Linked DNA regions of Mus musculus: region 1 is linked to region 2. The links are chromatin contacts, found by POLR2A ChIA-PET in ENCODE. All regions are on one chromosome and are shown on one strand. Each heading gives the region's core, a stretch centred on a gene start or an enhancer-like site at or near the end of the contact. The rest is flanking DNA. Distances are from core to core; before and after follow the strand shown.

Region 1 (3,964 bases), core at 898-3,397, 140 kb before region 2:
CTACCAGTGGCAAGATGGAAAGTGATTTTGCCCTGCTGACTCTCTCAGATCACGAGCAGCGGGAGCTGTATGAGGCAGCACGAGTCATCCAGACAGCTTTCCGAAAGTACAAGGTTAGACCTAGGTTCTTGGGATGAATTGTCCTTGACAGGGAAGACTATGGGCTCCCATTGCTTTTGTGGAACAAGCACTCACTCAGAGGCCTTAAATAGGAATGAGAAAGAATGGGGGGCGGGGGACACAGTACTTGCCACCAAGCCTGACAACCTAATTCTGATCCCTGGAATTCATGGTGGAAGAAGAAACTGACTGCTTCAAATTGTCTTCTCGTGTCCACACACAGGCAGCCTATATACACACACACAAAATAAGTAAATGGTTTTTAAAAAGTTTTAAGGAGGAGACTCTGGGAGGAAGAGGTGGTCCAGAGTCTACTAGGTGGGCCTTGAGAGGCTCAGACGGGGCCTCATTCTCTTCCTTTAGGGTCGGAGGCTGAAGGAGCAGCAGGAGGTAGCCGCAGCGGTGATCCAACGTTGTTATCGGAAGTACAAGCAGGTTAGAGCATTTTCTCAAAAGTATACCAACACGCGTCCACCTAACCTATCTATCTCTGTGCTATGAGAGCCCTAACGTCCCCTCTCTTTCCACAAGCTGACCTGGATTGCACTTAAGGTATTAGGCATGAGATCTGGGTGTGAGTAGTCTGATTCAGCCGTGGGTGGGTCAGAGAACGGGCTCTACATCAGCCTAATTGAAGGGTGACCTTCAGAGGTTTGGATTTCTGTCTCTCCATTTCAGCTCCTGTCCCCCCTCTCCTTCCCTGCAGTTTGCACTCTATAAGAAAATGACTCAGGCGGCCATCCTGATTCAGAGCAAGTTCCGAAGCTACTATGAACAGAAGCGGTTTCAGCAGAGCCGCCGAGCAGCGGTGCTTATCCAGCAGCACTACCGCTCCTACCGCCGCAGGCCGGGGCCTCCTCACCGGCCCTCAGGCCCCCTTCCTGCTCGAAACAAGTAGGGACCACCCCTTCCTGCCCCTATACAGCCCTCAGTTTACCTCTTTGTTAATGCCCACTACCTCTATCGGCCCTCCAGCCTTTCCCTACAATGGTCTTAAAGTGGGGACTCTTCTTTCCCACCAGGGGCACCTTTCTCACCAAGAAGCAAGACCAGGCAGCCCGGAAAATAATGAGGTTCCTGCGGCGCTGCCGACACAGGTTCTAACCCCATCCTTACCTCTCTGCCCTGACACCTTTTCTGATCCATCAGTCTCCTCTGACTTGGCTCTGTCTCTCCGCAGAATGAGGGAACTGAAGCAGAACCAGGAGCTGGAGGGGCTGCCCCAGCCAGGACTGGCCACCTGACCTCTCCAACGCCTTTCTTCAAAACCCTGGGAGCCCCTTCTGGCTGTCTAAACAAGGAGAGGGCTTTCGGGACTAGGGGAGCCCCCTGTCGGCAGCTCTTCACCCCTTCACCTTTTTGGGAGCCCTTCGTAGAACCCCCGCCCCCAGGCCTTACACGTTTCCTCCCTTCTGGTTGTGCCTCCTCTTTTGGTCTCCGGCTCCAGAAGACCCACGCCCCACATATCTGCATCTTCAGCTGTGACCTCCGGAGCCCTGCCTGCACCTTCTCCATATCCCCGTTCCTGCCTGCACCTGACTCGGACCTTCCTGACTTGCCTTATTTATTTGTTCGAGAGTCTCTGATGAATGTATCCGCCTCGGTCCCCACCGCTGCCTTCGCTGCGCGCGCCCTCGTGTTTCAGGGGTGACTGCCCCCACCTTGACTCCGCATGTTTGCGTCTGTTTCCTCCTTTCCTGGCCCTGTCTTCCCCATCACCCTGACTCTCTGGTCGCCCACGTAGGGGCCAAAGAGGAGGGGGTGTACATAGGATCGCGAGGCGGAGTCCCGCTCCCGTGGGGAGGGGTGTGTACATAACTGTAACATACAGAGTATAGTGAAGAATCTATTTAAGGCGCTGCGCGGCCGGGCGTCTGATTCCCTGGCGCGGCGGGAGCCCCCGGCTGGCTCCACGAGCACTTTCTACTTGTGCATGGGCTTGGTTTATACGAATTGCCATTAAACGTCTCTGCACCAGCTAGCCTCCGGCCTCTCTCTGCTGGGGGCGGGGTAGGAAGGTCGCCACGCAAGTCGCCGGCCTCATCTCGCTGCCTTAAGCGGGGCGGAGCAGCGCGGTTTTTCGCTTCCGACGTGTTTCCGGCCTTAAAGGCATTTCGTCCTTCCCTTTAAGACGCACCGCCCCCTCTCACTCATTCCCAAGATGGCGGACCTACTGGGCTCCATCCTGAGCTCCATGGAGAAACCACCCAGCCTCGGTGACCAGGAGAGTCGGCGCAAGGCCCGAGGTGAGGATCCCAGATTCACAACCGCGTATCTTCGCCCGATTCTTGGGACCACACTCTTCCCTCTTTGAATAATGCCACCTCCTACCCTAACAGACCCCCCACAGGCCACTTCTGAGACCCTCAGAGTCCCTAAAAGGCCTGTCGGCCCGCCCGCTGTCTTTTGCAAACAATGATTGGCTACCTCAGCCTGCCTTCTACCTCCAGTCTCTTCTTCCTATCCTCGCCTTTTACAGTCCTTGTTTGCGATTGGTCAACGGGCCTGCCTGTCTGCTGTTGGTGAGCTCTGATTAGTAGGATGCCTTTCTTCCGATTGGAGGATGTCGTATCCATCGCCTCGGTCCCGCGAATCTCCAGTTCTATTACGATTGAGTTTAGGGCACGCCCATCCACCCGTCTGTTCCCCTCTATTGGCTAGCTCAGCCAAAAGCTCTACCTTTAAAGTGTTACCTTTTCTGACCGACCTCAGCCTCAGCTCCTCCCATTGGTTGGCTGGATCCTCCTATCTTTATGCCCCTTCTTGAGTTGACCCAGTCCCTCATACCTTCCACCGCCCTTTCCTAACTATAGCCTTAAATTCCTGTGCTGCCCAACTAGATCGTGATGTTGATTGGAGAGATGAGAATGCCCCGCAGGCTCCGATTCGCCATCTCTCCTTCCCAGCCCCCGCGCTGAGTAGCTAACCAGAAAGCTCGCTGGGGTTTGGCAGCCAGGGTAGGGTGCGGCCCGAAGTGGCCTGCCCTGTATTGGCTTGGAGCGCATGTGAAGGACTTTATAGAAAGGATAGCCTTAGGTGCATCCAGCTCCCAACCACGTGAGCCTTGGTCGTGGATAAGTCTCCTACCCGCACCTACTACCCATCTGCTCAAAGGAGGCAAGACAGGATGCTTTCAGAATGTTCAAAGACTGTTAAATATCTGTACTCCCTTATTTACAAAACTTGTGAAGCCAAAGATGCTCATCAAGGAGATTATAGACCATGTCTGGGACGTTTATTAATGATCATACGGAATTTTAATAACCAATTAATATACATGTGTAGGAAAGATTAATTGGGAGTCCCAGGCTTGTCTGAAATGAGCCGAGCAACAAAGAATAGGTAACTCAGTAAAGGGAGTGCAGTCTGTTCGAAAGCTATGGGAAAGCAGAGCTTAATAGGAAACAGGAGTTAGAGTTACTTAATGTTCAGCTGAGTAATAGGTGTGCTCCCATCAGCCGTCAGAATAGGAGGCTTTAGCCACTTGCCTCGGGTCTCAGGTTACTAAGCTGAATTTGGAACCCAGATGTGAGCTCGTAGCCTCAGTGTTCTTATGCTACCTCCCAAGATGCAGAAAACACTGGAAAAGCAATCAGAACACAATGAAAGGCCAAGATAGTGAAGTCAGACAGACGAGAGCTTCTAGTTTGTCAGGTCTTGGACTCTGACGTCTAACTGGACAGGTGAGCAGGGTCAACCCTCCAGCAGCTCATAGCCTGGTAAGGGAGACAGGGGGAAAAACAAAACAAAAAACCCCACGTCTTTAGCAGTGAATGTGCTTAGAGCGTAGAGGAAGTCTTGACTCACGGTGAGGATTCAGTGTTTGCTGTGAGAGGAGGAAGAG
Region 2 (3,911 bases), core at 409-2,908:
GTGGTAAAGGGCCTGCTAAGGCAAGTATGAAGACCTGATTTCAAATCCCCAGCACTTATGTAAAAGCTGGGCATGTGTATCTGTAACCCCAGCTCTGGGAGTAGGGTGCAGGGTGTATAATTGCTAGAGCTCATTGGATAGGCAGCCTAGCTAAAAGTGAGCTCTATCTTCAGTGAGACTGTCTCATGAGGAAGACAACCCTGGCACACCTCTGGCCTCCACACACATGTACCCATAAGGATACATGCATACAGGACGGACAGACAGACAGACAAACAAAATGGCCGAAGGGGTGGAGCATCAGAGGTGTGACTCCAGTACTCTGGTGAGGAGGGCCTGACCTGCCCTCCTTCTTGAGGGTCCCAGCCTGCAATGATGATTCCTGCCATCAGATCTTCTCTGTACCGGTAACACATCTCCTTAAAGAGACTGGCGGCTGTGTGGACTAGTGGAGGCTCGTTCAGTTCAATACTAGAAGGTGGGGTTGGAAGATCACAAACAAAGCAATATCAGGATCTGGAGTCAGGCCTTTTAGTGCCTTATGTTCCAGAGCCTTCAGGGTCGTTGTTCCTCCCCTGCCCACAAGTACCTGTGGAAACCAAGCTGGTAAGTGACAGCGTCTGCCACTGCTTGGGTATCAGCGGCTGAGCCTGAGCGGCAGCAGAAGATGTGATCGTGGATAGGGGTCAGCTTGTCAGTCACTCGATTGGCGATGTAGGACCTGCAGGATGGCGGAAACAGTGAGAAGGAGCCCACTTGCCTCCCTCCTCCACCACATCACCGTCTACTCCCTGCAGCTCCAGGGATACAAATACTGCTACCACCTACTAGTCCTCATGGAAAATGAAGCCGGATGAATGGAGAACAGACCTTTACTGGTAGTTCACCAAAGGGTGAGGGGGCCTGGAAACCACAGAATTAGGAACAAGTCCTTATTATCTCCAGGTAGTGGAGAAACTTCTCTTGCCACAGTGGTCTGAGGAGGGTAAGGATGGGCTGACAGGCAGGAATGGTATATGTTTGGAGTAGGGGAAACGGGAAGACTTTCTGTTTTGAGCTCACCCAGTGGTTGTCCTGGAGTCCGCTCCTAGAACCACGCCCCCATTAAACTGCACAGCCATGATCGTGGTCTGGGAAGAATAGTGTAAAAAAGGTAACTCTTTTAGCCTTACCGCATTCTCGAGTATATACCGACCTCAATAATTCTTCACCCGGATTTTATAATGCAAAATTCGTGCTCCGCGAACCTATTATCAAATCTTAAGGGGGCTCAACACGTCAGAGAATATAAAAACTACAATCTCCAAACCCCAGGATTCAGACTCTTATGCTTCAGCCTACTGTTCACCTCTCATCACGAAAGGTATCACCCCACGCCAGCATTCAAGGAATCCCTCTCCCTCTCGCAGAACACAGCGCTCCCCCCCCCCCAACCCACTCAGTCAAACCCACTCGGGCTTCATGTTTTTCCTCCCGTCAGGCCTAGTACATGTCTTCCGAACTCTGGCTCTTTCCTCACCCCTGTGGAGACTTCCCGGTTTTCCCAGTCTGGGGTGAGAGCCTCCGGCCCAAAGGCCGGTGCAGACCCCGCTCGACGAACAGCTAAGGCGGCCGCCATCTTCCTCTGCTACTCTGCCACAAAGCAACCGTCGTAAAGCGCTCCGTCACTCTCTTTAGTCCGCCTCTGTGGCCTTCTGGGAGCGAAGCTGCTTGACGGCAGAAGGGAAAAGACAGAGGTAGGAACTCGTCGTTAGAGTCAGTGGGCACTTTACGGCAGTGTGTCAAATTACCAAAAAAAAAAAAAAAAAGAGGCGGGTCTAGGAAGGGGGGAAAAGGGCGGAGCCTCTTCTCAAAGATTTGCCTCACCAGAGGCTTGTGGCTCCCGGAGGCAAAGGATACTTGGAAATGAAGCCTAATTTACATTATAAGGTTTTAGGTGTGTGTGTGTGTGTGTGGGGGGGGTCGTTTGTTTGTTTTGGTAACTTGATTGTATAGTCTGAAGTATGTGGGTTTTGTAAATAACAACGTTGTGTCGCAATGTTAACAGGTTGGATACACTATAACCTGATTGGTGTCCTAGTTCAAAGAACCCACAAGATAAGAGTACAAACTGGAATGGTCAGGTCGTGTTTTCAATAGTCCGGGGTACCTACTTCCCGGGTCCCACAAGAACTTTTGAAGAAGCTACAATTGTTTTTTGGGAGCATCTATACCCCTTGACAATCACCCCTGCCATATCTGAGGGTTTCCACCGTTACACATTCTCACCTATGTATTATATTTTTAATACATTTTAAATCGTGCCATTCGAGCTGAGACGAAAAGATGGACCATCTAGAAACTGCCATATCCGGGGATCCATCCCATAATCCGCTTCCAAACGCTGACACCATTGCATACACTAGCAAGATTTTGCTAAAAGGACCCAGATATGGCTGTCTCTTGTGAAACTATGCCGGGGCCTGGCAAACACAGAAGTGGATGCTCACAGTCAGCTATTGGATGGATCACAGGGCCCCCAATGGAGGAGCTAGGGAAGGTACTCAAGGAGCTGAAGGGATCTGCAATCCTATAGGTAGAACAACAATATGAACTAACCAATACCCCCCCTGGAGCTCGTGTCTCTAGCTGCATATGAATCAGAAGATAGCCTAGTCGGCCATCAGTGGAAAGAGAGGCCCATTGGTCGTGCAAACTTTATATGCCTCAGTACAGGGGAACGCCAGGGCCAAGAAGTGGGAGTGGGTGGGTAGGGGAGTGGGTGGGGGAGCGTGTGTGGGACTTTTGGGATAGCACTGGAAATGTAATTGAAATAAATACCCAATAAAAAAATATGGAAAAAAAAAGAGTCATTACAATGAAGAAATCATTTCTTGTCTAATGAATTATGTAGGTTGGTTCTTTATATAAATACTTGGGCCAACTCAATTCTTGTATACTAAAATTCTTGATTTTATAATTAAATATGGTTTGTAGAATAAAAAAAAATCGTGCCATTCTAGTGCATGTGGACGTGAGTGTATGATTTTGATTTGTTTTCCCCGAATAATTAGTTAAGCATATTTCCATGGCTAGTGAGTTCTTTGTGTATCTTCTTTGCAGCAATGTCCATTCAAGATCTTTGTCAATTTTAAAAAAGAATTGCTTGAGTTTTTAATTATTGTATTGTGTTATTTTTATATTTAGGTAGAAACATCAGATATATGGATTTTTTAAAAAGCTGGGCGTGGTGGTGCACGCCTTTAATCCCAGCACTTGGGAGGCAGAGGCAGGCAGATTTCAGAGTTCGAGGCCAGCCTGGTCTACAGAGTGAGTTCCAGGACAGCCAGGGCTACACAGAAAAACCCTGTCTCCAAAAAAAAAAAAAAAAAAAAAAAAAAAAAGATTTATGTATTTTATGTATATACACTGCATCTGTGTTCAGACACACCAGAAGAGGGCACCAGATCTCATTACAGATGATTTCTGGAAATTTAACTCAGGACCTCTGGAAGAGCAGTTGTTGGCATCAGGACATTCCAAACCTATGAGGCAACAGCTCGACCTGCGACCTGTGACCTGCAGACCCGTTGCCAAGACAACTGCCACCATATTCCCAGAATCCATTTGGCTCACCTCCCACTTTTACTTGTGTTAAGTCATTTTCCATACAAATAAGGAGACCGTCCTGTCCTCATTTTTTTTTCTCCTCTTTCCCTCTCTTCTCTCTCTGCCAATACTTTTGTCTCTCTCTTCCCATAAAACCGCTTCCACATGGAATTGCTCTGGCCTAGTGTGCCATGGAGACGAGACCCGCCATTCTAACACATCAGCAGTCAGTGTTCTTAACTGCTGAGCCATCTCTCTAGCCCCGGCTATATGATTTGCAGATATTTTTCTCCCATTGGATTAGAGTGAAAAGTTTTCAGCTT

The links. ChIA-PET counts read pairs that join two places held with the same protein, here RNA polymerase II (POLR2A).
Region 1: POLR2A ChIA-PET joins it to region 2 with 25 read pairs in embryonic stem cell. The contact joins the promoter of Spag7 here to the promoter of Psmb6 in region 2. POLR2A ChIA-PET finds 5 or more read pairs at or near these places in 4 of 5 experiments (Patski and embryonic stem cell).

Annotation. Positions count from the first base shown.
Region 1 is chr11:70,667,599-70,671,562 of GRCm38, reverse strand. Spag7 (sperm associated antigen 7) reads left to right here and starts at 2,147. Exons shown (of 7, transcript NM_172561.3): 1 at 2,147-2,366. The coding sequence starts at 2,282. Camta2 (calmodulin binding transcription activator 2) reads left to right here. Exons shown (of 23, transcript NM_001190376.1): 18 at 1-113; 19 at 484-555; 20 at 652-672; 21 at 827-1,014; 22 at 1,143-1,217; 23 at 1,301-2,100. The coding sequence ends at 1,364.
Region 2 is chr11:70,523,104-70,527,014 of GRCm38, reverse strand. Psmb6 (proteasome (prosome, macropain) subunit, beta type 6) reads right to left here and starts at 1,658. Exons shown (of 6, transcript NM_008946.4): 1 at 1,520-1,658; 2 at 1,063-1,130; 3 at 590-721; 4 at 342-471. The coding sequence starts at 1,618.